Regions from separate parts of the Mus musculus genome. Here region 1 is linked to region 2. A link is a loop called in an ENCODE intact Hi-C map of the cell type or tissue named here. Cell type or tissue: left cerebral cortex. All regions are shown on one strand. Each heading gives the region's core, and the rest is flanking DNA. Links, peaks and the distances in the headings are about the cores only.

Region 1 (16,476 bases), core at 3,722-8,721, 890 kb before region 2:
CCACCTTCCCTCCCAATTGCCCAGATCCAAGAGCCAGGAATCTGGCCCACACCCTTCATTCCCCTGCCCACCCAGTCTGGGTTCTCAGTGGAGCGCGTGAGGAGTGTAGAGGAGGTTTAGTTTATTGACTTGAAACAGTGTCTCACTATGTAGCACTGGTTACCCTGGAACTCACTAAGTAGACCTGGCTGGTCTCCAACTCACAGCACTCTACCTGCCTCTGCCTCCTGAGTGCTAATATTCAGGCCGTGTTGTAACAAATCTGGACCAGTTTAGGAGTGCACTCTGGTTCTCTAGCTCAGGGTGTGGATGTTTCTTTAGTAAAAGGTTAGAGCAGCGGCTGGATCGTTGGCTCAGAGGCCAAGAGCACTTGCGGCTCTTGCGGAGGACTGAGGGTTGCTTCCCAGGACCCACACTATGGCTTATAGCGACTTTAATTCCAGTTCCAGGGAGATCCAACACCCTCTTCCGTCTTCTTCAGGCATCTCTCTCTCTCTCTCTCTCTCTCTCTCTCTCACACACACACACACACACACACACACACACACACACGGTGTAAAGACATACATGAAGGCAAGCACTCAGATACAAAATAAATCTACATAGGCACTTTCAATGGCGGTCATAGCTCTGTGTCAATCTGCCCACTCACATAAAACCTGTCTTTTTTTTTTTTAACCCTACATCAGTCCATCAGCCATGGGAACTGGAGCTCTGCTGACCCCAGCTCCTGTAGAGACGAATAAAGATCTGTCTCTGGTGATGCTGGTAAGGGTCGGGACCTTCCAGACTCTGGGCAGAGGAGGGCAGTTGGTGTGAATGGCCTCAGAGCCTCTGCCAAGAGAGGAAATTATTACATGCATGCTCTTTTGAAGAAGGAAGAGACAAATGGCCTTTTGATTTTGAGAAAGTTTTGTTTCTGAGACAGGGTCAGGATGTCTTAAATAATAATCCCTTCAGATATGAGCTACAATGAAGTTTATAAGTACATTTTTTTTGACAAAGAAAACTCTATAATCAGGTGTTAGTCATGTCCAACCTTTGGGTATGAGCAGATGACACTGTCATACAGAAAGTTCACACTCAAGAACTGTGCAATTGAGTGACCCAAAATTTTCACATACACAAAAAATATCTCCTAATGTGTGAAGCTTTTAATTTTGTGTCAGGCCACACTTATATTCTTGGCTGCATGCAGTCAAGTTGTGACTTAGTCCAGTTGTGACTTCCTTAGTCCTATTCTTTGGGACAGATAAACACACCAATGAGCAGTGCCTAATAAACCTACATTTATCTGCATTTATCTGCTTTTAACTAGGTCTAACCTGACCTGTATTTATGTCCTCGAGAGAGAGCGAGCGAGAGAGAGAGAATAACTAAGAGGCAATGATAAAGGTTATAGGTGTTAAGAATTGTCTGGGTCTCCATCCAGTGGAAAAAAGACAGCATGTTCAACAAATGGTGCTGGCACAACTGGCGGTTATCATGTAGAAAAATGCGAATTGATCCATTCTTATCTCCTTGTGCAATGCTCAAGTCTAAGTGGATCAAAGAACTCCACATAAAACCAGAGACACTGAAATTTATAGAGGAGAAAGTGGGGAAAAGCCTCAAAGATATGGGCACTGGGGAAAAAAATTCCTAAACAGAACAGCAATGGCTTGTGCTGTAAGATCAAGAATTGACAAATGGGACCTCATGAAATTGCAAAGCTTCTGTAAGGCAAAAGACACTGTCAATAGGACAAAAAGGCCACCAACAGATTGGGAAAGGATTTTTACCAATACTAAATCTGATAGGGGACTAATATCCAATATATACAAAGAGCTCAAGAAGCTGGACTCCAGAAATTCAAATAACCCCATTAAAAAATGGGGTACAAGAGGCAGGCGGATTTCTGAGTTTGAGGCCAGCCTGGTCTACAAAGTGAGTTCTAGGACAGCCAGGGCTATACAGAGAAACCAAAAAAAAAAAAAAAAAAAGGAGGTACAGAGCTAAACAAAGAATTCTCAAGTGGGGAATACCGAATGGCTGAGAAGCACCTGAAAAAATGTTCAACATTCTTTTTTTTTTTTTTTAAAGATTTATTTTATTATTAATATATGTAAGTACACTGTAGCTGTCTTCAGACACTCCAGAAGAGGGAGTCAGATCTTGTTGCGGATGGTTGTGAGCCACCATGTGGTTGCTGGGATTTGAACTCTGGACCTTCGGAAGAGCAGTCGGGTGCTCTTACCCACTGAGCCATCTCACCAGCCCAATGTTCAACATTCTTAATCATCAGGGAAATGCAAATCAAAACAACCCTGAGATTCCACCTCACTCCAGTCAAAATGGCTAAGATCAAAAATTCAGGTGACAGCAGATGCTGGTGAGGATGTGGAGAAAGAGGAACACTGCTGGTGGGATTGCAAGCTTGTACAATCACTCTGGAAATCAGTCTGGCAGTTCCTCAGAAAATTGGACATAGTACTACCGGAAGATCCTGTAATACCTCTCCTGGGCATATACCTAGAAGATATAATAATATCTTCTAGGTATATATCAGCTGGTAATAAGGACACATGCTCCACTATGTTCACAGTAGCCCTATTTACACTAGCCAGAAGCTGGAAAGAACCCAGATGCCCCTCAACAGAGGAATGGATACAGAAAGTGTGGTATATTTATACAATGGAGTACTTACTCAGCTATTAAAAACAATGAATTTATGAAATTCTTGGGCAAATGGATGTATCTGGAGGATATCATCCTTAGTGAGGTAACCCAATCACAAAAGTAGTCACTTGATATGCACTCACTGATAAGTGGATATTAGCCCAGAAACTTAGAATACCTAAGATGCATTTGCAAAACACAAGAAAATCAAGAAGAAGGTAGACCAAAGTGTGGATACTTCATTCCTCCTTAGAATAGGGAACAAAACACCCATGGAAGAAGTTACAGAGACAAAATTTGGAGCTAAGACGAAAGGATGGACCATCCAGAGCCTACCCCACCCAGAGATCCATCCCATAAACCAGCCACCAAACCCAGACACTATTGCATATGCCAGCAAGATTTTGCTGAAAGGACCCTGATATAGCTGTCTCTTGTGAGGCTATGCCAGTGCCTGGCAAATACAGAAGTGGATGCTCACATCCATCTATAAGATGGAATACAGGGCCCCAATGGAGAAGCTAGAGAAAGCACCGAAGGAGCTGAAGGGATCTGCAACCCTATAGGTGGAACAACAATATGAACTAACCAGTACCCCAGAGCTCGTGTCTCTAGCTGCATATATAGCAGAAGATGGCCTAGTTGGCCATCATTGGGAAGAGAGGCCCCTAGGTCTTACAAACTTTATATGCCCCAGTACAGGGGAATGGCAGGGCCCTGTACTGGGAGTGGGTGGGTAGGGGAGTGGGGGGAGTATAGGGGACTTTCAGGATAGCATTTGAATTGTAAATAAAGAAAATATCTAATAATAATAATAATAATAATAATAATAATAATAATAAAAGAATTGTCTGGGTCTTATGTGAAAGATTGTCCTTTCAGTGTTGGGAGAGGAACTGAGGGAGGAAGGGTCATAATTGGTAGTGAGCGACGTATATGAGGATGGTAATAGTGGGGTGTATGGAACTGCCATGTTCCACATGTGGGAGTCAGTTCTCAGATTACCCTCCAGACTTTCTCACTGGCTCAAAATGTTAAAAGACAAATGAAGGAAAAATAATAACAACTGGACTCAGGCCTGATGGTACATGCCTGACATCCAAACTGAGGCAGGAGGATCACAAGTTCAAGTTTTAGCTTGAACAAACAACTTTATGAACTGCGGTTTCAATAATAAAAAGTAGAAGTGGGGAAATGGCTCAGCATTAAGAGCACATACTATTCTTGCAGAGAACCCAAGTTCAGTTTCCAGCATCTACAGGAAGCACAACTGCCCCAAACTCAAGCTTTGGTCTCTGTAGGCACCTGCATCCTGTGCACATACCTACACAAACACATATAGGCACTCCTCTACACACACACACACACACACACATTTTAAAAAAGTAAAACATTGACTGAAGATGTAGCTCAATGGTAGAGCATTTGCTTAGCATGTACAAGTTCCTTGGTTAATAGTACCAGAACAGCAGCAGCAGCAGCAGCAACAACAACAACAATCATAACTATAGCCCTTCAAGCCTTCAATGCCAACATGCAGACCAACACATTACTTACTTCATATTGATCTCCAGGACAGAGGCGGGCAAAGCCAGCCAGACCTGAAAACAAGAGATCGTTCTGTGAGTTGCAGAACACATTTCCCTTCTTTAGAGACACAATTTGTCATGGGTTAAAAACTCATGTAATAATGTAACAGGTGTAGGAGCATCTTCAGAGAATAGCCTTTGTGGGGATATACAGCTAGCAGGACATGCCCCTTAGGGTGGTGGGAGGAGGTTTCAAGGGGAGTCTGTTGGGTGGTGAGAACTCTGTGTACCTTTGGCAGATTTCAGGATCAGGGCAGCAGGACCAAAAAGACCTATTCTTTCACTGACCAAAATATTCCCATGCAAATAAACTGGCCTCTTGGTTTTCCTGTCTCCCAAGATCTGTGACACTAGATACCTTCCTGTGAGTCCTTGTCCCCACACCTGTCACTTGTCTGCAGCACACTCATTCCTGTTTCTCTCATTCTACTTATATAGCACAGTGATGCCACTGTTGATGCTTATGAACTTGCTAGAAGTAGACTGTCATGTACCCCACACTGGTGATTAAGAAAACAAACCCAGGGGCTAGAAAGATGGTTAAGCAATTGTGAGCACCGACTGTTCTTCTAGAGTGCCTGGGTTCAATTCCCAGCACCCACGTGGCAGCTCACAACTGTCTGCAGCTCCAGGATCTGACAGAGACAGAACTCAACTGCACATAAAAATAAATATAAATAAAGAAAAGAAAACAAACTAAATCCAATCAACAAACTGCCAATAGCCTGTTCCTTCAAAAGAAGAAGTGTGTCTTAGGATGATTAATGCTGCGATGAAACACCATGACCAAAGCAACTTGGGGAGGAAAGCGATTATTTAGCTGAAGCGTCACTGTCACGATTCATCAGTGAACGGAAGTCAGGACAGGAGCCCAAACAGGGCAGGAACCTAGAGTCAGGAGCTGATACGAAGGTCATGGAGGCTATGGAGGGTTTCTGCTTATTGGCTTTCTCAGCCTGCTCTCTTATAGCACCCAGGACTCCCAGTCCAGGGATGGCACCACCCACGATGGGCTGGGCCCTTCCCCATCATCACAAATTAAGAAAATGTTCTATGGCTGGATCTTATGGAGGCATTTTCTCAAATGAGGCGCCCTCCTCTCAGGTGACTCTAGCCTGCGTTGATTGACAGATCCAGTTAGCACAAGGTGCCTTTTCTTCCCCTGTGTCATCTGCAGGTCAACTTGAGCCTACCGCTTCAGCAGCAACACCTTGTCAGAATACACGGCCGCCGCCCTGGGACAGCTCCAGAGTCCCAGCTTCCATTACCCTTTCCACCTTCCTATTGATATTTACCAAAAGCCCACTGTGTGAGGGTGAAAATATTAATTTACATTTTAGAATTTCTCACTAAAAAAAAAAAACTATGACATAATTGCAGTGAAAAAATCAGCACAGACGTTTTCTATTTCTAACCTTTGAGTCCTGGGGCAAGTTTCTCCTGTGCTTGTACGTGCTTGTGCATGTATACACAGGCATATGTATGCCTATGTTTGCGGATGCTTCATAGACCCTTTTTTTTTTTTTTTTTTTTTTTTTTTCCTTTTTGAGATGGGATCTCTTACTGAACCTGGAGGTTGCTGTTTGGTTAGATTGGCTGGCCAGAAAGCACAGGGACCTACTACCCATCTCAAGTCCCTTTTCCATCAGAGGCCAAGTTGGGATTATAATCACATGACCCGATGCCCAGCTTTTTATGTGGGCTCTGCAGATCCAAACCCATATCCTTTTGCTCGCTTTATGCTGTCTTCCCTGCCCTGGGTTGTGTTTCTAGCAAACAAGATTTTACTCACGTAGACATAACAAGGATGATGTCACACTGTGTGTTTTACCTTCAGTGAATGGCTCAATTTATCTCAAATGGACAAATCTGCTTCCCATTGACCCATGGGCATGGTGATGAATAAGACGAATCCAGGGAAGCTTCAAAATGGGCTCACCTCTTACCATCTTTCGACACTAGATGGCAGCAGCTCACCAACTTGGCATGCCTTTTAGTTGGCGAGCCCATGCATTTAGGAGCAGCTCTCGCTAACAATTAGAAGCTAATGAGCCACTTAGGAGGACCCACTGTAATAAAAGCAGGATTGGAGGAAGCGATTTTCATGAATAATTCTGGAGCATTTAGGCTTTTTTCCCCCACCTCCACAAAAACACATCGGAAAGAAAGCACTGCTGGCTGGCTTTTATGAATCTGAAGCCCAATGTGCTAATTCTAAGAAAACCCTATTTACCCTTTGAATACCTACAAATTATCAGCTCCTGGTTAATCCACTAGCTGGTTACATGTTGAGGTGACAATAGGGACCCCGCTTCAGGGAAGCTGACTATGTACCATGATGGATACGTTGAGAAGGGTGGGGGGACTCTTTGACGATCTCCCTTCTCAAAATCACCAGAAATTTCTTATCACGGGAGGAGGAGGGCTGGGGTCGTGATGAGTTTTGGGTCTCACTGTCCATGGAATGAACACACCTTATTGACATTCCTTATAAGGCATCTCCAGCCTCTGGTGACAGTGATAACAGCAGAATGGCAGCAGGTAGGAGGAGCCAGTTCCAGCCGAAGCTCCCCAGGCGGGGGGAGCACTTCTGCTGGAGCACCAGCTATCGTGGACTTTGGGGCCTGGCTAGGTTCTGCAAATTCTGGCCCAAGGCCCTGCTGGCATTTCTACAGCTGCGAAAAGCCCAGTGTTTTCTCAGCTGCTTGGTGGTAACTGTTGTATCAGCTAGGTTTTCATGATGGCCACTCAGAAATCATCCCTGGGTTCCCTCAGGTGGGTCTCTTTTGATCTTTTACCTTGCTCCTGTGTTAATGATCCAACAGCTCTTCCACAGCCTGAATGGAGGACAGGGTGCTGCCCCCAGTGTGACTGTGGATAAATGATGCCCCCGCTCATGGTTGAACATTTGGCCACCAGCTGGGTAGCTCTGTTGTGGGAGGTTATGGAGTCTTTAAGAGTTAGGGCCTAGCTGGAGGAATCAGACACTGGAGAGTGTGTTCTTGAGGTTTATAACTCTGCTTTGCTTCCAGCCTGTGTCTGGCTTCCTGATCCACTCTAACCCCTGCCTCAGCTGCCGGCCTCTCCGACTACCATAGCTCCCCTTCCCATAGTGGACTAAACTCCTCCAAATCTTAAGCCGCCACGGATCGTTTTCCTCTTAAGTTGTTTCTTTCAGAGAATTTATCACAGTGGAGAAAGGTTGCAGATACAACCTCATAGCTATCTACAGCTACACAGCTATAGAGCCTCCCAGCTACCTACAGCCACACAGCTGCTCACCTGGCTCCCCGTGCCACTGGCTGCCTTTGCTCAGACACGGTTCTGGTCATAGAAGTACTCCATTGTTTCCCAGTTTTGCCATGACCTTCCTAAGAGTGTACCTCGGACTGTGTCTTAGTACTGGCCTTCCTGCTTCCTGGGCAGGTTTCCCAGTTCATCCTAAAGGCCATGGTGACCAGCTAGCACTGACCTCTGGACATGTGTCCTCCTGGAACTCATTTGAATGAGGTCATCGTTGGGAAGAAAAGCAGTTTTCTGTAAGACACGCAGTTCTTAGCTTCTTTTCTGATTTGGGGTCCTGAATCCAGCTGGGTCCTTACAGGTTTTTGGAATCTGGCCTCAACAGCTCCCCACAGCACTTTTACAGAGCACAGAGATCACAGCACCCCCCCCCCCCCCCGACAGCTTTGGGCAGCATCCCCGCCTTCAGGAGGGACTTTCAGTTTAGTTGTTCTAGCCAGAGGTTATTCAGGACGCTCTCTGCACCCCCCCCCCCCATCCTTTCCTCAGTGGGAACCTTCACTTAACATTTTTTATTTTTTCTTTTCTTCTTTCTGTCTGTCCCTCTGTTCCTCTTCCTTCCTTCCTCTTCTTTCCTTCCTTCTCTCCTTCTTGCCTTTCTTTCCTTCTCTCTCTGTCTCTTTTTCTTTTTTAAAGATTTATTTATTTATTTATTTCTATGTATTTGAGTACATAGTTGCTGAACAGATGGTTGTGAGCCTTCATGTAGTTGTTGGGAATTGAATTCTTAGGACCTCTGCTCACTCTGGCCAATCAATTCTACTTGCTTCGGCCCAAAGATTTATTTATTATTATATATAAGTACACTGTAGCTGTCTTCAGACAGCGCCAGAAGAGAGCATCAGATTTCACTACAGGTGGTTATGAGCCACCATGTGGCTGCTGGGATTTGAACTCAGGACCTTCGGAAGAGCAGTCAGTGCTCTTACCCGCTGAGCTACCTCGCCAGCCCTTTTCTTTTCTTTTCTTTTCTTTTCTTTTCTTTTCTTTTCTTTCCCTTTCCCTTTCCCTTTCCCTTTCCCTTTCCCTTCCTTCTTTCTTTTTCATTCTTTCTTGACAGTGTCTCACTGTGAAGCCTAAGCTGGCCACAACCTCACAATCCTCCTGCCTCAGCCTCAAGAGTGCTAAGATTATAGGCATGGACCAGCAGACCCGACTTAATTTTCTGTTTTCTTTTGAGACAGTTTACAGCTAGCTTTGTACTCAGATCCTCCTGCCTCTGCCCTAGCAACCCCTCCATCCATCCTGGGCTCAAGCATCTACAACAGTCTGGTCATGTGTTTGCTCATGTATGCCCACTGCGTGAGGATGTGATACTCAAAGGTTCCCCTCCACCCTGCATCTCCAGACAACTGTGGTGTCCTGGGGTCATGAAGTGACAGAGGCTGGTGTGCATAGCTTAGCAGCTCTTGTCCCCATGTCTTTATCATCACCATCTCGAGGGCAACTGCCTTTCAGATTGTAGTTAGTTGTGGAGTTGAGCAAAAGGGAAGTGTGGGAGGGTGTGGCAGGAGGAACTCAGGGGTTGTCAGATCTGAGAATGTGATGCAAGTGCTTGGCTTTGGGAACAGGGGTGAGGGTAGAGGTTGAGGTGTATACTAATCAAACATAATGGACAGCAGTAGCTCATGAGAATTTGGGATGTCTTCTCACTCCTTTTGTGGAGGGAGAAAAGGACGGGGCGTGTGTGTGTGTGTGTGTGTGTGTGTGTGTGTGTGTGTGTGTGTGTTTAATCAGAGCTGTAGTTTCTGGGTTTTTTACGTTAGGAGGGTAGAGGTGATAAAAGTTGAGTTTAGGGCAACCAAGGAAGCATAAGAGAAAAGTGGGCAGAGGGATAGCAGAGCATATGGCTCAGGCATTCAGTGTCTCAGCCCAAGTCACTCAGTTCACAGTTGGTGACCAGGGCATCCACCCATGACAGAAGCTTACTCCCTCCAGATCTGAGATTTGGATTATGTGGGTGGGTGGGTGGGTAGTCCCTTCCCCATGCCATACCTTTTAGGTGCTTATGTTTTAAGCTGATGGGAATCCCTTCTCTAGTGAAAACTGGCATTTGATGGTTGATAGTGTCTGCTCAATTATTAGGACTTCTTCATAATGTGGCATTGAGGTGGTCATGTACTGGCAGCGGTGATGGTTAATTTCCATGGTCAAATTGTTTGAATAAGGAATGCCTAGAAGTGGGTATGGTGGTGGCTGACTATAGTGAGCAGAGTAAGAAATGCCTTTTAGACATGTAAAAATAGTGAGGATCCCACAAGACTGGGGAGTCTCCTGAGCCAGGACTACTGTTGGAGACTGAAACCAGACCTTTAGCTAAGTTATGTTCACAGGTGAGCAGATTTGGAGAGCTAGGCTAAGAACCATAGTTAAGAATTTACAGTGTGAACCTTGTGTGATGACCCTCAGCATAAGAAAATACAACGTTTGTTATACAAACTAAGTATGCCTACCTTATTGCTCGAAACAGTGACTATAACCCTAGCACTCAGTGGGTAGTGAGTGGTAAGAATATCAAGAGTTCAAGGTCAGCTTCAGGTATGTAACAAATACTCAATGAGACCCCATCCAGAAATAAGGAAATGAAAGGGAAGGGAAGGGAAGGGAAGGGAAGGGAAGGGAAGGGAAGGGAAGGGAAGGGAAGGGAAGGGAAGGACGAGACTCTGAGAATTAATGAGGCATAACCCTTTGGACATGTCCATGAGGGTGTTTCCAAGATCTTTAGAAGTTAAGACACACCCTGAATGCAGGCTTGGATATTAAACTGAATAAAACAAACAAACAAACAGGAGTGGTGGTGAGGTGAGCATCAGCATTGTCCTTTTTCTGCTCCTGGTCCTGGGAAATTTAAGGCATCTCAACTGCAGACCCCCACAGCCATGAGCTCTTTTATACCCTCCCGCCATGACCAAGTGTCCCCCACTCAAGCCATAAACTACAACAAACCCTTTCTTCCCAAAGTTCCCTTTTGAATCAGGTATTTGTCATAGAGATGGGAAAAGTAACTTAATGTAGGAGCCAGGACCCCAGGATTCAGCTTTAAGTCTGATGTCAGCTTACTGTGTGGCCTTGGAGACGTCATCTAATGCTTTTTGGCTACTGGTGTCCACACATGAAATGGAAGAAATTATCCCTCTCATCAAAAACAGAAGCATCTGATACCAGTGAACATCAGAAACGGCCTCAGCAGCCCTGTGTTAACACACGTGCTGACCCCAGTCTCTGTGTGCTGGCCTACATGCCCTGGGACGTGGGCAATCCTTGTGTTAACACTGGCAAAGTAACTCTGCTTTGTATGCTTGACTGCAATGAATCAGGCCGCTGACAGAACCATCCTGAAAGTTCAAAGAGACCTCTAGAACCTCCGTCCTGGCTGTGCAGATTCTGAACTGCTGAGAGGGAGCATGGTCCAGAGTGGTTTTGAACCACGAACTCAGGTAGAGACCTTAAGTGGAAGCAAATGGACCTGGAAAGTTAGAAAGATGCAGATGTCCATCACAGGCAAGGCGTTATGTATGTGCTTCACACACTTGCCGGCTGCCTGAGGAGGTCAGAGAGGGTATCAGATCCCCGGGGACTGGAGTTACCAGTGGTTGTAAGCTGCCGTGTAGGCACTGGGAACTGAACCCACATCCTCTTCAACCACTGGTGTTCTTAACTACTATGTCATCTCTCCAGCTCCACCCAGAACTGCTTTTAGAGGGGGTTTCCCCTTTTCACTCTTCTTATCACAGAGAGTGGGTAAGGTAATAATGCCCATTAGCGACCTAAGGATCAAACTGTTAAACAAGCAAACCAACCCAGAGAGAGGACTGCAGGGGCCCAGCTGCTCAGTACAGTTAAATGAGCCAAACATGGGAGAGAAAAGGGCTGGCTGTGATGCCACTGTCCCACGGCCCTGATGGGCACTGTGGACACTGCAGTGTGAGGCTCACCACATCTAGCTAGAGTTTTCCTTTTTCCTTTTGGGCTGCAGGTGCTGTAGCTTAAAGTAACAATGCTCTCGATTCGAACAGACTCACAGCAGCAACATGGGAGTGGAGGGACAAATGAAGTGATTGATGTGGCAGCAAGCCGTGGTGACATGGGTCTGGTGAGACAGGTATGGTGAGATGGGTATGGTGAGACAGGTATGGTGAGATGGGTATGGTGAGACAGGTATGGTGAGATGGGTATGATAAGACAGGTATGGTGAGACGGGTCTGGTGAGACAGGTATGGTGAGACGGGTATGGTGAGATGGGTCTGGTGAGACAGGTATGGTGAGATGGGTATGATAAGACAGATATGGTGAGACGGGTCTGGTGAGACAGGTATGGTGAGACAGGTATGGTGAGATGGGTCTGGTGAGACAGGTATGGTGAGATGGGTATAGTGAGACAGGTAAGGTGAGACAGGTATGGTGAGATGGGTATGGTGAGACAGGTATGGTGAGATGGGTATGATAAGACAGGTATGGTGAGACGGGTCTGGTGAGACAGGTATGGTGAGACGGGTATGGTGAGATGGGTCTGGTGAGACAGGTATGGTGAGATGGGTATGATAAGACAGATATGGTGAGACGGGTCTGGTGAGACAGGTATGGTGAGATGGGTCTGGTGAGACAGGTATGGTGAGATGGGTCTGGTGAGACAGGTATGGTGAGACAGGTATGGTGAGATGGGTCTGGTGAGACAGGTATGGTGAGATGGGTATAGTGAGACAGGTAAGGTGAGACAGGTATGGTGAGGCGGTCCTATAATCCCAGTGCTTGGCCCATCACAGGAGGAGAATTGACTGCCGTGAGTTTGAAACCAGCTTGAATTACACAGAAAGATTTTGTCTTCAAACTAAAAAGAAGATATTCAAAGTAGATAAATAAACAGATGGCTAAATGACAATGTAAAGAGGCTGCCAGGTAATCTAGAAGGCTGGATGGGGGTTTGTGTTAGATTAAAGGGAGCCCAACTGACAGCTAATTATAACACATGGACCTTGTGTGGGTCCTAATTGAAGCAACACAACTCTAGGAAGCATTTGTGAGACAGCTGGGGATATCTGCCAATGAACTAGGTTAATAACAAAGACTTGCTAATTTCATTAGATGCGATAATGGGACAACGGGCTGAGGCACTGCGGTTACATTACGTAAGATGGCCCTATTCTTTCAGAACTGTACTGAAGTTTACAGGTGCTGATCAGTGGAGTGACATACTTGGCTTTTCCTCCTCTGGAGTTTTCTAGTTCATCAAAGGGAAAAGAAAAAGTGGCAAAGCCTTGGTGATTACTGAGTCGTGGGATGGATTCCGAGGTTTGTTGTTTCACTCATCTAATAGACACCATTTTCAAATGCGAAGGCAAGGTACAAGAAGAGACCCATCAAGAAATCATCATGGTGGAAGGCCCAAGAGCAGGCAACCCCATGTCTTTGCAATGACATGCCTTCTCATGAAGCTCTGTGGACGACATGGCACCTTTATCCCTCTCTGAACAAGGACAGATTACCTTTCATCTTGATGGAGAATTCTCCCAGCAGACTCTCCAACTCCGCTTCAATGGCACACATGTTCTGCAAAGAGCATAGGAAATGATGTCAGATCTGCATTCCTCTGCACGGTGGCACAAGACGTCTCGGCAATGATAACATTGAACGAGAGGCATGTTCCTGTCTTCCACGAGTACACAGTACCCGCTGCAGGACAGGCAGCACGACACACCGCTCCGGGTGCATGGGATAGCTGGGGCTTAGGTGGACAAGTTAGATGATATCAAAGTAGTCAGACATCTCTAGAGTGTGGATGTTCTAAGAACAGACTCGGGACTGTACAAAAAGGCATTGTGACAGAGAATCAGCCATGCACACTAAATAGGAAGAGATCCACGCTCCAGGTTAAACATGCTGGGTCAGCTACTCTCTAGTGTGTGCCTGTTTCATAATATCATGTTATATACTATGCATTCATATGTATCTTTTACTTGCTAAATTAAAAACAATTAAGAAAACAGTAATCAGGCTTGGTGGTATGTGCTTGCAATCTCAGTGGAAGGAAGGCAGAGATGTCGCCCTCTGGGGCTTGTGCCTGCAAGCCTAGCCTACTTAGAGAATTCCAGACCAGTGAGAGACCCTGTTCTCAAAACAAACAAACCCCAACAAAATGGATGGTAGCACCCGAGAGGATGAGAGTTGAGGTCTTCCTCAGGTTTCTATACCTGCCTCTCTATATCACACACAGACATGTGTACATACACACACAAAATTTTGGGGAGGAGGAGGGGGGGCGAGGAGTGTAGGAGTTTGAGTCTACCCAAGTAAGGCAGACTTTCAATGTGATGATATGAAGCCCCAGAATGAGCCCCTAGGTTGAGTAAGGGTCCCCTCCTCACTGTGGTGTGAAAGGAACGAGACACTCAAGGTTACAATACCTGATCATACCCATTCTAGCGCCCCAGTATCAGAGGACCTAATGAGAGCAGTTAGAGGTGGACTTCAAGTGTCCTAGCCAGTGTCTCTCTCTCCAGTGAGAGCTCCCTGCAGCTCAGCTGGGGTGAGCCTTACAAGCCTCTCTACTGTAGTAAGCAGCACTGGGCATCTCTGCTTCTGCAAACCTCTTCCTCACGGCCAGCTTTGCTGAGGCTCAGGCCTGGGCAAGTTGCCATTCCGGCAAAAGTGAGGCCACCTAGTGAACACCGACAGGCTCAAGCCTGTTCAGGGAGCTCTAGGAAGTCCGCAGGCTCCGCTTCTTATTTGATTCTTTGTTCGCTCAGCACCTGCCGTCACTCTCGTGGGACATGGGAAGAATGGCGTTTCTCTTTCCTGTAAGAAGCCCTCAGTCCTTCAGAGAGCTGGGCAAAGCAGGGGAGCGTTTGCTCAGGTCTGAGCTCTGAGTAGCTTGAAAGCGTTGAAAGGAGAATCTCAGCACTGCAAGTAGTTTGTTTCCTCAGAGCCTGGGGCCTCTCTGCAAGGGACCAGTTTCGAGACGTACCAGATGTGTCATTAGGCACGTTGGGAATGCTCCTACTGTCTTAAGAACTCAGGGGTCACTAGATTAACGGCTGAAGTCACCCATGGATGCAGCTGGGGATGAACACTGTTCCAAATGAGAAAATACTTAGAGACCCACTCCTGGGGTTGCAGGGTGGATAAAATCACTTAGGGGTTTCAGTGCTTCAAAACTGTAATGCTTATTAGGGCTATGCTGGAGCCTGTAATTTGAGCCTGCTCAAAAAGCAGGAGATGACTCAGTGGTTAAGAGCACAGGCTGTTCTTCCTGAGGACCCACGGTCAGTTCCCAGCACCTATCCTGTGACTCGTTACTACAGTTACGCTATCGCCACAGCTCTCATTTATTTTGAGACATGTTCTTGCTATGTAGTCCTAGCTGGCCTGGTAGTCACTACTGTTCAGTCCAGGATGACCTCAAACTTGCAGTAATCCTCCTGCTTCAGCCTCCGAGTGTTGGGGTTACACTAAGCCCAGCTTACTTTATAAATTTAAAAATATGCTTTGGAAAGTAGGCAAAGAAGGGCCTAATGTTAAATCATGAAAAGAGAAAGACTTATTTGGTTCAAGCAGCCCCGTGGTGCAAACATAAAGGGATCCCAAGACAGATGCTCGGCTCTGTGGATTGCCCACTAGACCCTGCTTGAGTCATGACTTCACTGTTGACATCTGATCTCTGAATGAAGTCTCCAGGGACTGTGAGAAGGGCAGCTCTAATAATTCAGGCTCTACATGAAGGGCATGCATTAGTGTTAGGTGACCCCTAGGGGGTGAAACCCTCCCTGTCGGATGATACTTAGACCCCAGAGACTGTCAGAAACCAGGAAGATAACATTTCTGTTCATGGCTCTATATCTTGGATAAATCAATCTCTCTCTCTCCCTCTTCCTCTTCCTCTCCCTCTTCCTCTCTCTCTCTCTCTCTCTCTCTCTCTCTCTCTCTCTCACACACACACACACACACACACACAAACATGCATAGGCACAGAACTGTAGGCAGAATGGAGTCCGATATCAAAACTGTATGTGGGCTAGCCAGTCATCTTATCATGTAGGCTACTCTTCCTTCAGGGCACACTACAGTATTTAGAAGTAAATTTGAATGATGAAATATTGGGCTTCATGGCTTAGTTTCGACAGTTCCACCATTGTCTTGCTTGGGGCTTTTTTTTTTTTTTCCATATATGAGGGGCGGGGCCTCCTGTCTGCCAGGTAAATAAATGCTTGCCCACTGACCTACTTTCCCAGCTCTTCTTTTACTTTGTTGTTGTTGTTTACATTTTGAGCCATGGTCTCAAGCATGGAACGAGACTGCAGGATTTACCTCCGTGTATTCCTTGTAGCTGCGGTTGATCTCAGACAGACTCTCCCGGGCAGCCTTGCTGGCAGGGGACGTCGCGAAGGCTTGCTTCATTTTGCTGGCACCATCTTGGAGACGCCGTTGGATACAATAGGCTTCATAGAGCTCGTCTACCTGCCAGAACCCAAACAGGAAACAGATAAATAGCCGTCCTGCTTGAGAGAAGCCCAATAAGCTGTTGTCATGCCCTTAAAGATACACTGGATTTCTGTTCTGGAGAAGCCGGGAACTGTTTGTTTGTTGTTTGTTTGTTTCAAAGCAGATTTTGCTTGAATCCTGTTTCCAAATTATACAAGTTGAAAAGGCCCATTCATGTCTTTGAGGCTACGACCGGGATTGTTTAAATTGGCTTAAGCAGCTGGCCTAGCACACGCCTATAATCCCAGCACTTGAGAGGAGGGTTGTGGGTTCCAGGCCATTGAGATCCTGCCTCAGAGGGTTGGGGGGGGGGTTGGGTAGAGAGGGGTTAAGGGGACAGAGAAGTGGGGACATACTTTGGGAAATGTGTAGGTCTGTGCTGGACTGTGGGGTTAGACAACGAGGACAGGAGTCCCCTACATGTGGATTAAGCATTGGAAAGGTTCTAATT
Region 2 (16,476 bases), core at 7,110-12,109:
TTTGCTCTCATCCTTACTTGTGTGCAGTTGTCCTTGTTCAGATGCAAGGGTCCGGCTTAATTCTGGGACTCTCATGGCTAGTTCTCAGTCCTGCTTCGGCTTCAGTTTGAGATGTGCTCAACTGTGTCTGTAAGTCATTGTTACAGAATTAATAAGCCTTCCCACTGAGAAATCAATCACTCCAGTCACAGATTAATAAAGGAAAAAGGCTCTTTAATAATGCATGCATTGAAAAAAACAACAACAACAACAACAATAATGCATGCAACTGTTTCTGGCTAATGCAGAAAAAGGAACCAAGCTCAAACTGAAAATGTTACAGCTTATATAGACCTTGGGCTTAGACACTCCACATACGCTGTCATCCTTAAATCTCCCTGTGGTTTTGGTCCCAGGTTATACTTTGTACAATTTAAAAAGATACAGGAGACCACAAGCCTGGTACTTGGACAGAAATGAGATTTACACAACAAAGATATTGCCAGAGTAATTTCTTAACTACATCAGCCTTGCTCTTCTCTGCATAGCTGTCGCCCAGGTCCACCTTGCCCACTTGGCAGAATTATGCTTCTCCTGATAAAGCATAATTCATAAAGAACTTAGCAGTAGACCAGGACTTAATGGTTCTGTGAACTTGAGGTGTCCACTAGAGGCACTTCTTGGATATGGGGGTGGGTCTAGTGACTGCTTGTAAGTTAGGCTTTTCTCCTTTTGTTAAAGGGAATAGAACCTAAGTGCAGGCCAATCTTGATTAGCAGAAATATTTTCTCAGCAACCCTAGACTTCAGTTATGACACAAAATATTCTTTCCTGTAGTTTCTAACAGGCCTGGTTAGTATACTGCTTGTCCCAGTCACCGTGGAGGCAGTGTCCACTAGCTAAAATCTACTTTATGCGACTTAATATATTCTAAGAGAATTTATTGGTAAGTCTTTCATAGCATCAATTCTACATCAAGTTTCTACTGCATCATTCATTACGTTTGGAGCTATGTAACTACAACTCCAGTTTAAAATTCTGTGTTGCAAGTGGCTGAGGAAAATAGACAACATCCTTCATCATCAGGGAAATGCACATCAAAGAACTTCTCCTCTTATACCAGGCATAATGGCCAAGATCAGTAAAGCAAATGACAGTTTGAGCTGACAGGGATGTGCCTGAAGGGGAACTGACTGCCGGTGGGAGTGCAGACTTGTGCAGGCCTTAGAGAAGAAGGCTTACTTACTAGTTTAGTATGGGTTCTGAGTTTGTATTTTAATAGTATGTGTGTGTGTGTGTGTGTGTGTGTGTGTGATGTTGTGTGTATTGTGCTCTTTCTTTTTTTAAATTCTGGCTTGTTTATTTATTTTTATTTGCTTGTTTATTTTTGAAAGAGGAAAAAAGCATGGGAGGAAATGTTGGAGGGGAATTATTATCAGAATATACTATAAAAATTTTCAATTAATTTTTTTTAAATCCACCAGTAACAAAAGAGAGTCAAAATGGCGTTATAGCCTAGAAATGTTGTAACTGTAGATCAGAACCCAGTCTCTGGAGTTCACTGGGTCTGATGGCTGGGCCAGTGAGCATACTAAAGATGAGTTATCCAACTCTCCAAAAAATAAATAAATAAAATAAAATAAAATAAAAACCTGTGTAGGTAAGTGAACATTCAGCATCCTCTTGTTTCACCTCTTAACAATTTGGCTCCAAGGTCACACACACACACACACACACACACACACGTCCTTTCACAAGTTTCTCTCTTCTCCCTTTCAAAATTTACTTCAAATTCCTGTAGAGAGGTGAAATTTACATTTGAACAACCCTACTTAATTGTTAAAAAATCCTCAGACTATTAAGTGTCCATGGTACTTGAAAAAAAAGTCTTATATTTGTTTATGACATCAGCACAATGGCATGTGTCTCCATTCAGTGAGTACACACTTGTATTCAGCAACTACTGAAAGAACATTATAAAGGTTTTGCTCCTGAATAATCTACAAACAAATAGCTCTTGTGATCTGGAATACTCTTCTCTCCCCCCCCTCCCCGTGTGTGTGTGTGTGTGTGTGTGTGTGTGTGTGTGTGTCTACAGGTATAGGTGCACTGGCAATAGCCAAGCCTCTTCTGGGAATGGTGCCTGAGTGTAATGCCGATGGTTCTCCTTATGGCAAGGACCTGTGAGGGTATTTGTGCAGAATCTTGTGGCCTTTCCTGAGGGAATGCTTGATTCATTTTTGCCTCCAATTTGTATTCTTGGCCTTGTTATTGGAACTCTTTATTTTCACTCCATCTGTGACAGATGTTTCCCCAGAATCAGAAAAAGAAAGCTTGGGCTATGATTTATTCTTATTTTTCTCCGAGGATCATGAGAGAGTAGATAGATCATGACTCCTCTGTTTGTTAATGATGGTAATGCGGTTGAGTCAACACAAGGCCTGTCTGGGTACATCAGCTAACGTCCGGATGTTTTCTTCCAGTGGGAACTTAGCTCCGACAATAATCTGCCCACTGACCTGTTCCAAACCACAGCTATATGATTATGAAAAGGTTGGAAAGGTCTTGCTGGATTGTTGGTTCCAAGACCTAAGATGAAGAACTGACTCACGTTACTAATTTGCTGACAGCTCTTGGCATTAAAAGAGATCCCCTGATTAGGATTTGGGGAGATGCTAGATGCAAATAATTAAATCAGAATGTCCTGGGTATGCCGTCTGTCATTTCTACACTGTAACCGCAACTGCTACCAACCACGGTCACTCGGTTATGTAGCAGTGTGCTGGGTTAGACGTTAACTACTTGCTGAAGCTGTTTCCTCTTTCTTGAGACAGTCCTTGGGTCAGCAGGAAACCACAGAGATTGAGGGGGAAAGGAAGGGACAAAACTGCAGTCTTCACATTAGTGTTAAATGTAGGCAGTCCTTAGAAGAGACTGAACCTGAGAAAATGAGGAAATGCATATAAATCTTTTCAGTTGTGAAAAAACAGATGTATAAATAAATAAAGGTGGCCTGAGCTGTCTCAGTGCCAGAGAGTGTGAGCTGCACTTCCTAGTCCAAGTCGTCTTTCACCTACTATACACATCTTCCTTCCAGTTTTGAACCCTGTAGTGCAGGCCTTTACAAATGAGCAAAAGCAGGAAGGCCAGAGATCAACCTCAGGTGGTGTTCTTCAGGAACTCATCCATCTTGGTTTTCTTTTCTTTTCTTTTATTTTATTTTATTAAGATTTACCTACTTATTTAGTGTATAATTAATTGTGTGCCATTATGAGTGTATGTGTGCCACATGTGTGCAGGAGGTCAGGAGAGAGCATTGGATCCCCTAAAACTGGAGTTGCTGACAGTTGTGAGCTCCCACATAGCTGCAAGAGCACTGTGGTGGCTAATCTTGGGCCTCCAGTTGATTGCATCTGAAATCAATTAAAAACCCAAGCAGCTGGCCACACCTGGGAAGGATTTTCTTGACTGCATAATTTGGGGTGGGAAGACAGACCCTAAACCTTGGATAAACTTTCTGGTTGCTTGCTCTGGTGTGAGACGCACTCCCCACAGCCTTAAAATTTGTGCTCCCTCCTGTTGTAGACCTAATCTTCTGCCTCTGCCATGTTGCCCAGAGAAACCCAAAAACGCCTCCATCTGTCCTGTCCCACTCTGGGAGCAGGAACACTTGTTTGTTTTCTTGCTTGACTCCTTCTCACAGTAAGGGTTGGTCCCTAAGTAGAGGTGAGGAGGGACTGGGCCTCTTATTTAGGCGCCTCTGCTACCTCAGAGGAATGCACATGGGGAGGAGGAAATAGTTCCCCAGGTGAGCATTTCCTCCACTCTCACCTACTCTAAGCAACCCAAGGGAAGGAAAGAAGATCCCCTGGGCTAATTCCAAAGGAAAAGAGAAAGTTTCACTGCTTTCTCTTTTATGATTTATGTCACTTTTAAAAATCAATGATCCGTATAATTGGAAACCTCAAAGCCCACCATTCTCTTAAAAAAAAAATCATGAAGTAAAAAAGCTGCCCATGGGATGGGCACAGAGATCACTGTCAAGCAATGCAGCCTGGACAGAAACGATTTTCCCTTCTGTCCTACACTGACTGAGAAGACCCTTTGCCTAGATTAAAGAGACAGGCATCCTAGTACCCTGTCAATCAACCTGGAATATGCCTCTCTTGCCTATGAAGAAACAGGGGATACCTAATTCTTATGAGTCTGGTTTCAGAGAAAGAGGTACACAATGTCTTGGACCTGGAAGATATATTCTTCAGTCTCCTATTGTCAGAGGTGAGTCAGCCTGACTCGAGGCTTTAAAAACTGCTGATTGCAGCTCCGGCCCCAGAACTTCCAGATGTTTCAGCTCCGGCCCCAGAACTTCCAGATGTTTCAAAAACCTTTTCATCTGTTTGCCTGTGAAACAAAAGACACACGGGGTTTCAGTCCAAAGTGTGGGGCACTGAAAATACCCTAGGACACACCTGTCTAAACAATTGGTTCCTAAGAGCTGTGGCAGATATTGCTAGTTTAATGAACGAAAGAAAGTTAAATCTGGGTCAAGATATACTCACACAACCCCATGACACAGTTGAGGCCCTCCACTAAAGAACATGAGAATTCTGAATGTCTAATGACTATGTGAACCCATACCAGGCTCCTGGCTCATCCTTGAGTCTGATTTGAGAAACCTGCCACCATCAATTAAGCTACCCTCTTGCTTAATGACATAGGTGCTTGTCCATGACTGTCACTAGATGAAAGATGAAAAAAATCAGGTACATGAGAGCTGCAATAGCTGCAATATTATTTGGGCACAAGCCAGGTACCTCAGCCTTGAGACTAGAACCAAGTGATCTGACCCAGACTCTGAGATGGGGAAAAGGAAAGTCCACCGCCGTAGACATGGACAGTCAATTGGTGTGCTTTTACTACAGCGTATGCCATGGTATTATCTATAGAGAAAGAGGAATTCTCATTCTTGGGGAAAAGGACATTTAAAAAATCTTGGTTCTCCTAGAGACTATTTGACTTCCTCTTCAAATTGCTGTTCTCCATTGCTGAACTGCTAACCTGGCCTGTTGATACTCTGATGATGTGTCTGATCTAGGGTTGTAGCGTTGCCTGAGACTCCATGGTAAAGAAACCCTACAGGTTGATGGAGGAAACAACTAACAGGACTCTGGTAACTGACCTTCACCAGGATACTCATCTGGGGTCCACAAAACTTTCTGAGTGGCTCAGACCAAGGTATGTTATACTTAGACTAGACAGCCTAATGTGAGATATCTCAGCCAGATGCCATGTTGTGCTCAAATGAACTCAAAATAGGGAGTCCTTTCCCAGGAAGGAGGCCAAATGAGGAACCAACATCCTAGCAAACCCCAGGAACACTGACCTGCCCTGCTAGAAGAGGATAAAAGTACTTGCTAGTTTTTATAGTAGCTTTCCCCACCCAGACTAAACCTGCTCAAACAGTAGCTTAAAAATCTCTTCCAGGACCTGGTCCCCTGATTTGGCCTCCTAACAAGCAATCAGGTTTGAAAATGGCCTGGCTTTCATAGTCAAAAATCTCTCAATTAAAAGCTAAAGCTTTAGACATAAATAAAAAACGTCATTGTACATACAGATTTCAGAACCAGGTCAAAAGAACAAACAGGAAAAAACCAAAAAACTGCCAGCAAAGGATGATTGATATGTAGGGAGGCCTCCCATTTCTTTTTCTTTCTTTTTTATCTTGAATTTTATGTATTTATTTTTTATTTTGCTTCAGCCTATTGCACCCCATATAGGGAAGGCTTTACCCTCCTATAAGATTATGTTTGGAAGACTTCTCTCATGCTGCCCAGACTCAGAGGCCAGCAGTTGGTAGGACATTCTAACTATTCCTTTCCCAAGTCACTCCAGTGACTGGGCACTCCAGTCCTCCATAAAGTCTATGAGTTGGATTCTCTGAGACACGTAGTGACCTCCGATTCTACCACCAGTTTCCCCTTGTCCAATGGTACTGTCTGTGTAAAGCAGGTAGCCAATGGGGCACTGAAACCAAGTTAAAAATGGTTCTACATGTGGATTCTCTCCATACCTGTGGCTGTGGGTATAGCTGGCTTTGTACCACAGATTCACTACACCCAGGTCCAAAAAAAAAAAAAAAAAAAAAAAAAAAAAAAAAAAAAAAAAAAAATGGATGTTGCCAAAAGGATTGTCTCTGGACACTCCCTGATCTTCTACCCCATCCAAGACTTGTGTTCACTATGGATAGAGGCTTATGGTCCAATGTCAATGGCCCTCAGGCAGGAACCCAGGAAATGATTAGCATGACTACAGACCAGTAGCCCATACTCTCCTTGACTGTTCCTCACTGATGCCCACTTTAAATATCTGGTTGGATTGGAGAAAGGAAAGGTATGGGAATTTAACTTTCGAGATAGAAGTACAGAGTGCACAATTCTAAGCATGCCCTGTAGCTGGGTTCCCTGGTTGCCAGAAATCAGGGAGTTTTCATTCTAACAACTGAGGTTATGAAACTGAGGCTTCCTGAAAAATTCCTTTAAAAGAAAATTCTGGCCTTTGAAAAACGGGAATAACCTGGGGCATCAAACTCTAGGCCACAGAAAGGGACCCTGGGGATAAGATTAATCAATCCTAGCAAAAAATATGCCAAGATTGCTGTTTCTACTTAGACATCCAACCCCCATACTACATAGGGATAGGAGAAACCAAACTGCCAGCCCATTGACTGACAAAACTCACTATGACCGAAGGCAGCACAAATTAGTGTTAAAGGACTACAAGGGGATGGCGCTTGTCTAATATCCAACACTTTTAACCTAGGCAACTTCTCCTTGTTCTACTGCCTGCTATCTTATGGGTTAATTCATGTAGATAACGAGCCCCTGGGACTGCTTGGTGGGCACGTGCTAATGGTTTGACTAAATATGCCTCTTCTGATGCTTCCTAAACTAAGTACACAGATTGATCAAGACCTAGATTAAAAGATTTAGATGTACTTCTTATGAGATAAAATACCTGTTTTTTTAAAACCCGTTGTTTCTATGCTAATTGATCAAAAGTAATTTAAAAATTCCTGCTATGGTTAAAAAATAGCACAAAGAGAAAAAAAAAAAAAGAAAAAGACAAAGACATAAATCAGGTAAGTGACACTAGCTTTTGTCCTCTTAGTCACCCTGGCTAACTACTATGCCCTCAGCACTGACTTAGCCCTTAATTCTCATTCTTATTGAATTAACAGTGGGTCCCTGCACCTTAAACTATATGTATGTATCAGGCCAGTAAAATTAATGGTCCTTAGGACCAACGACACCTCTTTAGGGCAGAATGAGTCCACAATTTGACTTATTCACTAAGACCAGTGGTGAATGTAACAGAGCCCCCAGGCCTTAGCACATCTGACTCCATAATAAAAGTACCATTCAGGTTATAAAACTCAACACATAGACAGCACCAACTGCCAAAAGGAACACAAAGGCCTAATCCATCAATGTCCATAGTTGTAGGAAAAAACCCTTTAAATGTACTAACCTTGCTTTTTGGCCTCTGCAGTTCCACTTCTGGCTAACTGTTCTTGTCAACTGAAGTATGTCAACCCAGGACATGTTTTTTGTGCTTACAAGCCCACCTTGGAGAAGGCTCAGGTCTATACTGGAATCCCAAACATCTAATGTAGTTGCTGGCTGGCTAATAAAGGACTTTCTGTTGGCTCACCCCATGTCTGAGCAGTCTTCTCTTATGAAGACCTCCATAAAACTAAGAGTCCTGGTAAGGAAAGAGCAGCACATGGCCTGTGAAGCCCCATTGACTTCTGCCACCAATACACCTTGGAGATGAAGCAGAGTGTCTGCTGGGGACTAAATATGGTGTTAGGAAGACAGTGGGAGAAGAGCCGGATCTGAAGAACTACCTGGATTGGAGTAAGGGACCATTCATTCTTTTTTGGTTTCATTATTCCCTCTTCTGGACTTAAGGAAGCTCACCATCCACAGATGAGCACAGAAGTATGTGGGTGTGTTTTCTTTTTCTCTTTGGTGGTTTGAATGATAATGGTCCTTATAGGCTCATATGTTTGAATGCTTGGTGAAACTATTTTAGAAGGATTAGGAGGTGTGGTATTATTGGAGGAGGTGTGTCACCGGGGGTGGGCTTTGAGGTTTTAAAAGCCCAAGCTCTTCCAGTTGGCTCTCTTTCTGCTACTTGGTTATTGTCTCAATATGCAAGCTCACAGCTACTGCTCCAGGCTGAAGCGAAATAAAAAATAAATACATAATACTACCTGTCTGTTAAAATGTTCCCAGGATACCAAATATGGATTCCAACCCTCTAGGACCATGAGCCCCAAATTAAACACCTTTTTTTATGAGTTGCCTTGGTCATGGATTTAATTAACTTCATGCTGCTACAGCTTCCCAGGCCTATGTGTTTGACCAAAGCCGAGCAGAAGAGCACAGAGACCAAACACACACACACACACACACACACACACACACACACACACACACAAAACCCAACATTCAACACACATCTTGAAATCACAGTTTCCCTGACTTTAGATGTCTTATCACTAAAATACTAAAATTTTAGGGATGTGGTTGCTTGAGAATTAGAATGAAAGAGAAAAAGAAAAAGAGAAAAAAATTACAGCCATCTCTCTCTGTCTCTCTGTGTGTTTCTGCCTCTGTCTTTCTACACACACACACATACCCCAAGCCTATCTGTATTTCTCTGCCTACTTGGAGATAGAGGGCTGTCTGGCTCCCAACTCTCACCCTAAACAGCCACAGTCCTTAAGAAATGAACTATGGGTAGAATGCCACTAAGGACCCAAAATAGTTATAGAAGAAATCTGAATGATAGTTCAAAACAGTTAAGAGCTGACCTGCCAAGGAGTCTTGATGGGGTGATAAAACCTGACTCTAATGAGGTTGATGACTTGCTAAAGCAAATGAAATTCATAGGAATTAAATAAGAAGCAAGGCTCCCATGAGGTGACATTTAAACCCACCAAGGGAGCCAGGGATATATTATAACTTAGTTGGTAGAATGTCTGCTGAGCATGTATGAGCCTCCCTACTTGACCACCAGAATCACAAACATTGGATGTAGTGATGCCCCCTGTATTTCCAGCACGCAAGAGGTGGATGCAAACAATCAAAAGTTCAAGGTTATTATCTGCTACATAGTGAGTGTCAACTTGGACAACCTGAGATACTGTCTCTAAAAACTAAAATCGATCAACCAGTCAATAAAGTCATAATTATGCATGGTAGTTCATACCTATAATCTCAACACTCAGCACTTGAGATGCTGAGGCAGGAGGATTTCCATAAGTTTGCAGCCAGCCTGGGCTACATAGTGAACTCCAAGATAGCTTATCTAATCAGATCTTATCTAAGTTGGGGGGCTTTGGAGGGGGGGAGAAAGAATTTTGTTGTTCTGAATGAAAATTAATATTATTGCCAAGTGTGTTGTTGCATGCCTTTAATCCCAGCACTCGGGGTGGAGTCAGGTCCATGGAGCTCTATGAGTTCACACAGCCAGCTTGGTCTACAAAGCTAGTTCCAGGCCAGAGTGAGACCCTATCTCGAAGAAAACCAAAAAGCAACAACAAAGAAAAACACCAAAAACATCGCTGGCTTAAATTGTTTAAAATCTTTTGTAAGAACAAGATGACTTTTACCTTTATTTGATCTTGGACCAAGAAGTATTTACATTTTATTAAAGCCAAAGCTGTGTTATCACAGCCACCAAAAATACAAGACTGCCACCTACTGGTCAGCATGTTAGCTAACAGCATGGTGAACCACACAAAGCTTGCTTTCTCTTATGTGCCTCTGGTGTAGATTATGAAAACTATGAAAGAAAGATGGAATAAAAATGGAGAAACATGGTTATTGAATTCTCTAGGAAACTGAAAAATAGATTCTAAAAATTCATCCAAAGTGTATTTTTAATTGTACAAGAAAATGGTATAAAATTCTTTTTCAATCTCCATGCCTCTTTTCCAAAATAGGAATAAAGCATGGATATCAACAACCACTATGTATGTACATACATACGTATGTATGTATGTATGTATGTATGTACATATGTACGTATGTATGTATGATGTATGTATGTATGTGTACACACACACACACACACACACACACAACACACACGTATGATTTCTTTATTAGTATGGCTTATAGGCTGTGGCCCAGCTAGTCAACTATGATTGCCAACCAAAAGAAAGTCCAAAAATCCAGAATTGTTCAATACACGAAGCTGAATATCTCAGTTGTTCTTCAGTATACATTGAAATCTAGAAGAAGTAGGCTCAACTGCCAGGGAAAGAATGGACATGCCAGAGAGACCTGAGACAAGCAGGGAGAGAGAGAGAGAGAGAGAGAGAGAGAGAGAGAGAGAGAGAGAGAGAACTTTCCCTACCATGTCCTTTATATAGGCTTCCAGCAGATGTGGCCCAAAGTGGATCTTCTTCTGGAGAGATGGCTCAGTGGTTAAAAGCAATGGCTGCTCTTCCAGAGGTCCCGAGTTCAATTCCTAGCACCCACATGGTGGCTCACAAACATTTGTAATGGGATCTGATGCCCTCTTCTGGTGTGTCTGAAGACAGTGACAGTGTATTCAAATATATAAAAATAAATAAATCTTTTTTAAAAGTTTGCAAAAGAGATAAAAGTGGTCTTTCAACTTTTAATGATTTAATTTAGAAAAACATCCCTCACAGCTGTGCCCACTATAAACAGAAAACAATAATTACCTTCAAACACAGGGATCGTGCAATATGTTTTGAGTCATTCAATATTCAACACATTTGAAAGGGTTATTAATTCAATGCATATTTATTGAAAGTTCACTAAAAGAATTGGGATAGCAGTGAAGATAAAGTTTCTGCCTTGTGATATTTATGGGTTTTCTATGAGGCTACTTAAGGCATAGGGACTTACTTCTTTCATTGATTATTTATGGCAGGCAGGAACAAAGGAGAATATTGATAAACCTGGAAAAAGGGCCTCAGAGTATCCTGGAAGGAAGCCTTAGGGAAGGTGAAGATATGAGAGCCAGTAGTTACACTGTAAAACGATACAGCTCCAGCCTCATAGTCTAGGAAAACTCCCAGAATCTGGGGCTTTTCAATCAGATGAAGGGGAGGAGTAGGGGTAGAAGTAAGAGCTTCAAGGCCGTCCTCTTCAGACATCTTGATGGTCCAGAATCCAGACTCAGGCTCCTTCTTCATGTTAAAGCCCCTGTGCACATTCTCTACACAGACTCCCAAATCCCAACTGGTTGCATTCTCAACAGAGACTTCAAAGTAATATCTCCCCGAAGTAAAGCCCTCACAGCCCAGGACACAGGGTAAACCATAAAACCTCTTGGCTGAAGATCTTGCCTGAAGATCCCTGGGGCATCTTTTGTAAGTCACTAATCTTCCACCTTTAGTCAGAGCTAGGTCAAGGTGGGCTGTGCTGGGGTCCAGGATCACGCTGACTGTAAAAACAACCATAACCAGTCTTTTAAGAGTTACAAACGTAATACTTTACAAAGACAAAACTCTGATCAAATATGACTTAAGCATGTAAGTCTGTGCAAACCATATATAAAGTACCTATAAAAAGAAAATCACCATGCCTATTGTAAGCCATGAGGAGAGTTGAGTTAATGTTTGTCTGAGATATGGTACATATATGTCTAACAAACAGTGGCAATAATACCATCAATTCCCTTATCTCTATCACTGGCATCATGGTTCATTCAGACACGCCAAGGATTAGAACTCTTTAGAATTACTCTGGTTCCTGTTCTGCCCCAAATCATTCTGATTCAGAACTTTTATGACTGCTGACATTGATCATGGAGCATAAAGGAGTCCTTCCCCTCTTTGTTTATAATTACATTCTACCCAAACACTATCTCAAAAAAAAATCTCCACAAATAAACAGAAAGCACAAACAAAAACTATCACTAATGGAAAAGAGAAACAAAACAATTTCTCCAATATTGACTAGAGGTTTTTGAATTTAGTAATCATGGGCCAGAAGCTATAGGATATACCAGGCACTGAGTAACAGACAGAGCATGAAGCTTATTCACTGGGATAATAATGTCCCTTCATTATTGAGAAAAGTCCCTAAAATTATTTCCAGTATACTACATGCTGCTCAACTACTGTGGTACTTTGAGCGAGAATGGCCCCCATATACTCAGATATTTGAACGGTTTGCCCCCAGTTGGTGAGACTCTTTGGGAAGGATTAGGAGGAGTGGCCTTGTTGGAGCAGTTATGCCACTTGGGACAGAAGCCCTCTTTGAGCTGTTCAGGGTTGCCCAAGAGATTCCCAAAACTCACAGCTCATTGCTATTGTCCTCTGTTATCCCTAGATATGGAAGATAAGTCCCTATTGCTGAAGGCACCATTACTTCAGACACAGGGCTCAGAGTCACCTGGTCTGGAACTGACCTGACTGCCATCTCTCTAAGAACTAGACTACCCAGCTATGAAACCAGTGAACCAAAACACCAACCAATAAGGTGTGATAACCATATGTGTGTAGTAGTGGCACACATACCTTTGGGGGTAACCAACAGTGTTCTAATTGGACTTAAGACCTATTCAACACCAGGGAAACTATTCCTGGTACTGGAAATCTAGTCAACTAGTCAATGCCAATGACATCATGAGTCTTGGGGAAGGACACACATCCACCGCCTTACTAAACTGGCATAAACCATAACCACAGTCTAAGCATTTGCACTGATGCCAACAGACAACTGTAAAAAAGTAATAAGTGAATAAGTGTTGCAGCTGGAGACGAGCCTGGTTCCCGCTTAAGGTTCTTCCAGCTGTAGCAGGTAGGGACCCCTGCATTCACATCCCTACCTTGGTGACGTCGTAATATCGTCTTCACATCGAAGTACAGCTCAGACACATTACATTTAGTGTGAACCTTCAGGGGATCAGCCTTCAGTGGGTTTCGCTTCATGGCCTCACACCTAGGAGAAGCAGAAGGCGGGGCTTTTCTCAATGTCACGCTCCAGTCGGCTCTACATACAGACCCTGAATCCTTCTTTTGGGTGTACATGCAGGACTTACCTGCTCAAAGTGTTTTTCACGTCCTATGGGGAAAAAACAAAAACCAAAAAGGTGATTGTGTTTACATCAGTCATTCATGGACTTTTCCATGTCCAGCCACTCTCTGAATATACTCCTCTCAGAAGAAGTAAGAATCAAGTACCCTTCCATGTAATGGACATTGAGGAATGTTTTCCTCCCTGGTCTGCCATAAAGGGGGAGCCTGTAGTTCATGATTGAAGCCTGTGGATCTGTGAACCCTACAATGTGGGCTGCTTAAGATAAAAACCAAGAACTGCTTCCAGTGATTAAACTTCCTCTACAGAGAATCCTTGGTAGAGATAACTTGTAACACAAATCCCTAGTGGTAAATCTGCCCATAGCTCCTTAGACTGAGCTAAGCAGGTACCACAGAGAAGTGCAGCATATAAGCCGCATTCTCAACCTTAAGCTGTAACCAGCAGCACTAGCCGAGGAGGAAGTCAGAGCTCCAGTTATTTATCCTGATGGGATGGATATATCAGACACGCAGCTGTAAGTTAGTTCTGGATTGGGGACCCTATAAACAAACCACTGAGTAGTCATTATTCTCTTACATCTTTATGCTGTCACCATCTGTCACTTGAAAGCATATTTGAATAAGTCTGACAGATACCTCAGCGAATGAGCTAATGCGAGCATGATAGCAGGGATCAACCCGATTTTTCTAATTCCATGTTCACCCAGAGTAAGTTACTTCTTCTAATTAACTTCAAGAGTCCTGTAGCCTAGTGGAGATCATCCTGATGCTACTCGAACATGACCCCAAATTCCCCAGACCAATATTACTGCCATTCTGAGTGGAGACAGGCCTTGTCAATCTCCATGCTTCTGTACCAGCCCCCTTCTGCTATCAGAATCACCTGCCTTCTCTCCCTGCTTCAGCACACAGCCTCACCTGTAGCAATTTCTGGGCTGAGCCCTGACATTTTGCCTCCAGTTCCTGAATTTGGCATTGAGCTCTCTCAAACGTCTGCTGTAGATTGGCCTCGCTGCCTTCCAGCTGCACCAGCATCTCCTTTTCCTCATTTTCCAACCTCCAAAGATAAAACTTCTCTTCTTCCTGTAGAAAACTCTGGAGATTCTTGAAGTTTGACTTGATTGTTTGCCGACGATCCTCTACAGCATCCTGGAGTCAACAACAACAACAAAATGCTCAAAGCATGGGAACACGCCTGTCTTTGAATTTACAAACAAATAGATAAACAAAAGACAAGGAGGAAGCTTGATGACATCCTGCTAATTGAAATAAGCTCAAAACTTGGGAACTGATACGCCTATTTACACAAAGCACTAGCAGGGTAAATTTTGGAGACACGGAAATCCCAGTGATTACCAGGCTCTGGGAGACAGAAGGAATGGACAATTAATTCCTGCTTCAGTTTGAAGAGTATGAAAGTGTCCTGAAGGTGAATATGATGATGGTTACATAACAGCAACAATGTCACTAGTCCTCACCTGTAGTCAGTTGTGGTTGCCAATGGCTAAAAACAAGTTTTATGCTCTATGTATAATATCTCCCCCCACCCGTACCCCGCAACGCAGGATCAGCTACACTGATGTAAGCTCACAATGAGTCACCCAAGCAGGATGAGTGCCTTAAGTTCTTACCTGGCACTTAGAGGTGTGGGGAGAGAGTGTCCCTAACTTCTTATTTAATTTAACTACCAATTAATTTTCTTCTGGTTCAACTAAGATATGGGAGAACGGTGGGATAGGAACCTGGGAAACTTGAATTATAGAAGGAGAGCATTGTTCAAATACTTTATCCGTTATAAAAGGAAACAATTTCTTTTTTAAATGTTCTGGAAGTTGAAGTTAAACATCCATATGCCAAGGAGGCAGAAGGAAGAATGGCCCTAGCTGTGCAAGCTGACTGTGTCGTAATTGGCCCCAAACCCAGGATGGCTGGCTAAGGTGCTTATTTAATATATCAAGGTAGACTTGGCTGCAAAGATCTCCCAGGATCCCTTGGTCCCTACCAGTTACAGGGTATGGCTGGTATACCCATCCCTATGCTAGACTTCTCCAGCCCAGGGGTTAGGCTGCCCTCTGTACAATCAAGCCATTTTGGTTGCCTGATTATTTTTTTGTCTTCCCTTTACTTTCCCGATTCTCCCCTTTCCCATCTTCTCACATGGCCTGGCTCAGGGTCATGGTCACGCTGGACTCTCGCAGGTGTCTTTGGCTATGTTCTTCCTCATATCTACAATAAACCTCCTTTACCATGCCTAGGAGCAAAGTCGTGCTTGATAAACTTTCTCCAAGGTTGGTTTCTCACCTGGTGAGGCTAAGAGCTGGATTCAGACAAACACAACAAGGTCAGAATGTTGGTGTCTGAAGGTTGGAACATGACCCATGACTGAAGCTGTGTTATAACAATTCTGTGGGCTTGTGAGAAAACTCCAAGAAAACTGGACTCTGGTGAACTCAGCCCTGAAAAGTACACGGTTATTCTCGGACTGTACATTCATGCCCCTCCTGGGTGTAAACAGGAGTGGTTTACACCAGATTATCCATTATCTTACTGTTGTTTTTCAGATAATGTTTCCAGGTACATAGTCCTTGTGATTGTATACAGCTTGAATGCAAGTGAACTCTGCTCATAAGAGCATGGTTAACCCTCAGAATATAAACTGTCTGATGCTCTAAATAAAGTCCACCTCATTTCTAAGCTCCATTCTCCCACGTTCCACTACCTCTAGAGCGATGACACCAGAGTACCAGACTACTGCATTCAATATGTGAAGCAAAATGTGTCACAGAATAAATAAGTAGCATGCAGTATTAAAGATGAAAGTCTTAGGACTGGAAAGATGGCACAATGGTTAAGAGTAACAACTGCTCTTAAAGAGGACCTATCAGGTGAGCTCCAGATCTGATGCCCTCTTCTGGCATCCCTGGATACCTGGACTCACTTCCCAAACCCATATACATACATAATTAATTTTTTGGATAATTTTTTTAAAGGAAGAATGAAAGTCTGCGCCTCAAAGCAAAGATGGAAGTTTTCATGCATCCTAGTATGTAAAATAAGCATGAGACAAAAGGATGGGTGTACATTACACCCAAGTATAATGGTAGCAAGTTGACTTCATAAAGATGAGTCCAAGTCCAAAGAACCTGAGAAGCCAAATTTAGCTTTTGATGAAACATCAGAAATCCCAGCCAGTTACTATTGGCAGATGGAAGACCTTGGTGTCAAAGCTTCGCAGATGTAAACATCTAGGATATGAAAGCAGTGCTCTCTTCTTTAGGGTTTCTATGTATTGGCAGGAGACAGCCATCCCTGTATTTGTCCCGGTCTTCCTCTATGCCTAGACTCACTACAGAAAATCACTCGACACCAATGAACTCAGACTCTTACCTTCCAGGCATTTATTTGGT

The links. Peaks named below come from ENCODE experiments on the same cell type or tissue, not always from the same donor. Only the 100,000 strongest peaks of a DNase experiment are listed, where the experiment ranks them.
Region 1: a loop joins it to region 2, with 5 times the contacts of the local background. A loop is called at or near these places in 2 of 42 quality-filtered maps.

The regions. Positions count from the first base shown.
Region 1 is chr13:24,677,249-24,693,724 of GRCm38, reverse strand. It overlaps Ripor2 (RHO family interacting cell polarization regulator 2), which reads right to left. Exons shown (of 23, transcript NM_029679.2): 7 at 15,852-16,001; 8 at 13,034-13,097; 9 at 4,216-4,259. Among named protein-coding and RNA genes, the nearest start is that of Ripor2, 47 kb to the right of the region's middle. In left cerebral cortex, for the core only: a CTCF peak has its summit at 6,204 (motif pointing right); DNase peaks (open chromatin) are centred at 6,224 and 6,741; H3K4me3 peaks cover 541 bases; H3K27ac peaks cover 322 bases.
Region 2 is chr13:23,785,953-23,802,428 of GRCm38, reverse strand. Trim38 (tripartite motif-containing 38) reads right to left here. Exons shown (of 6, transcript NM_001029935.2): 2 at 16,457-16,476; 3 at 13,988-14,218; 4 at 13,072-13,094; 5 at 12,859-12,971; 6 at 10,901-11,469. The coding sequence ends at 10,934. It overlaps Gm11337 (a long non-coding RNA gene), which reads left to right. Exons shown (of 3, transcript XR_873174.1): 2 at 5,075-5,214; 3 at 7,528-8,027. Among named protein-coding and RNA genes, the nearest start is that of Gm11337, 10 kb to the left of the region's middle. In left cerebral cortex, for the core only: a CTCF peak has its summit at 9,745 (motif pointing left); a DNase peak (open chromatin) is centred at 9,734.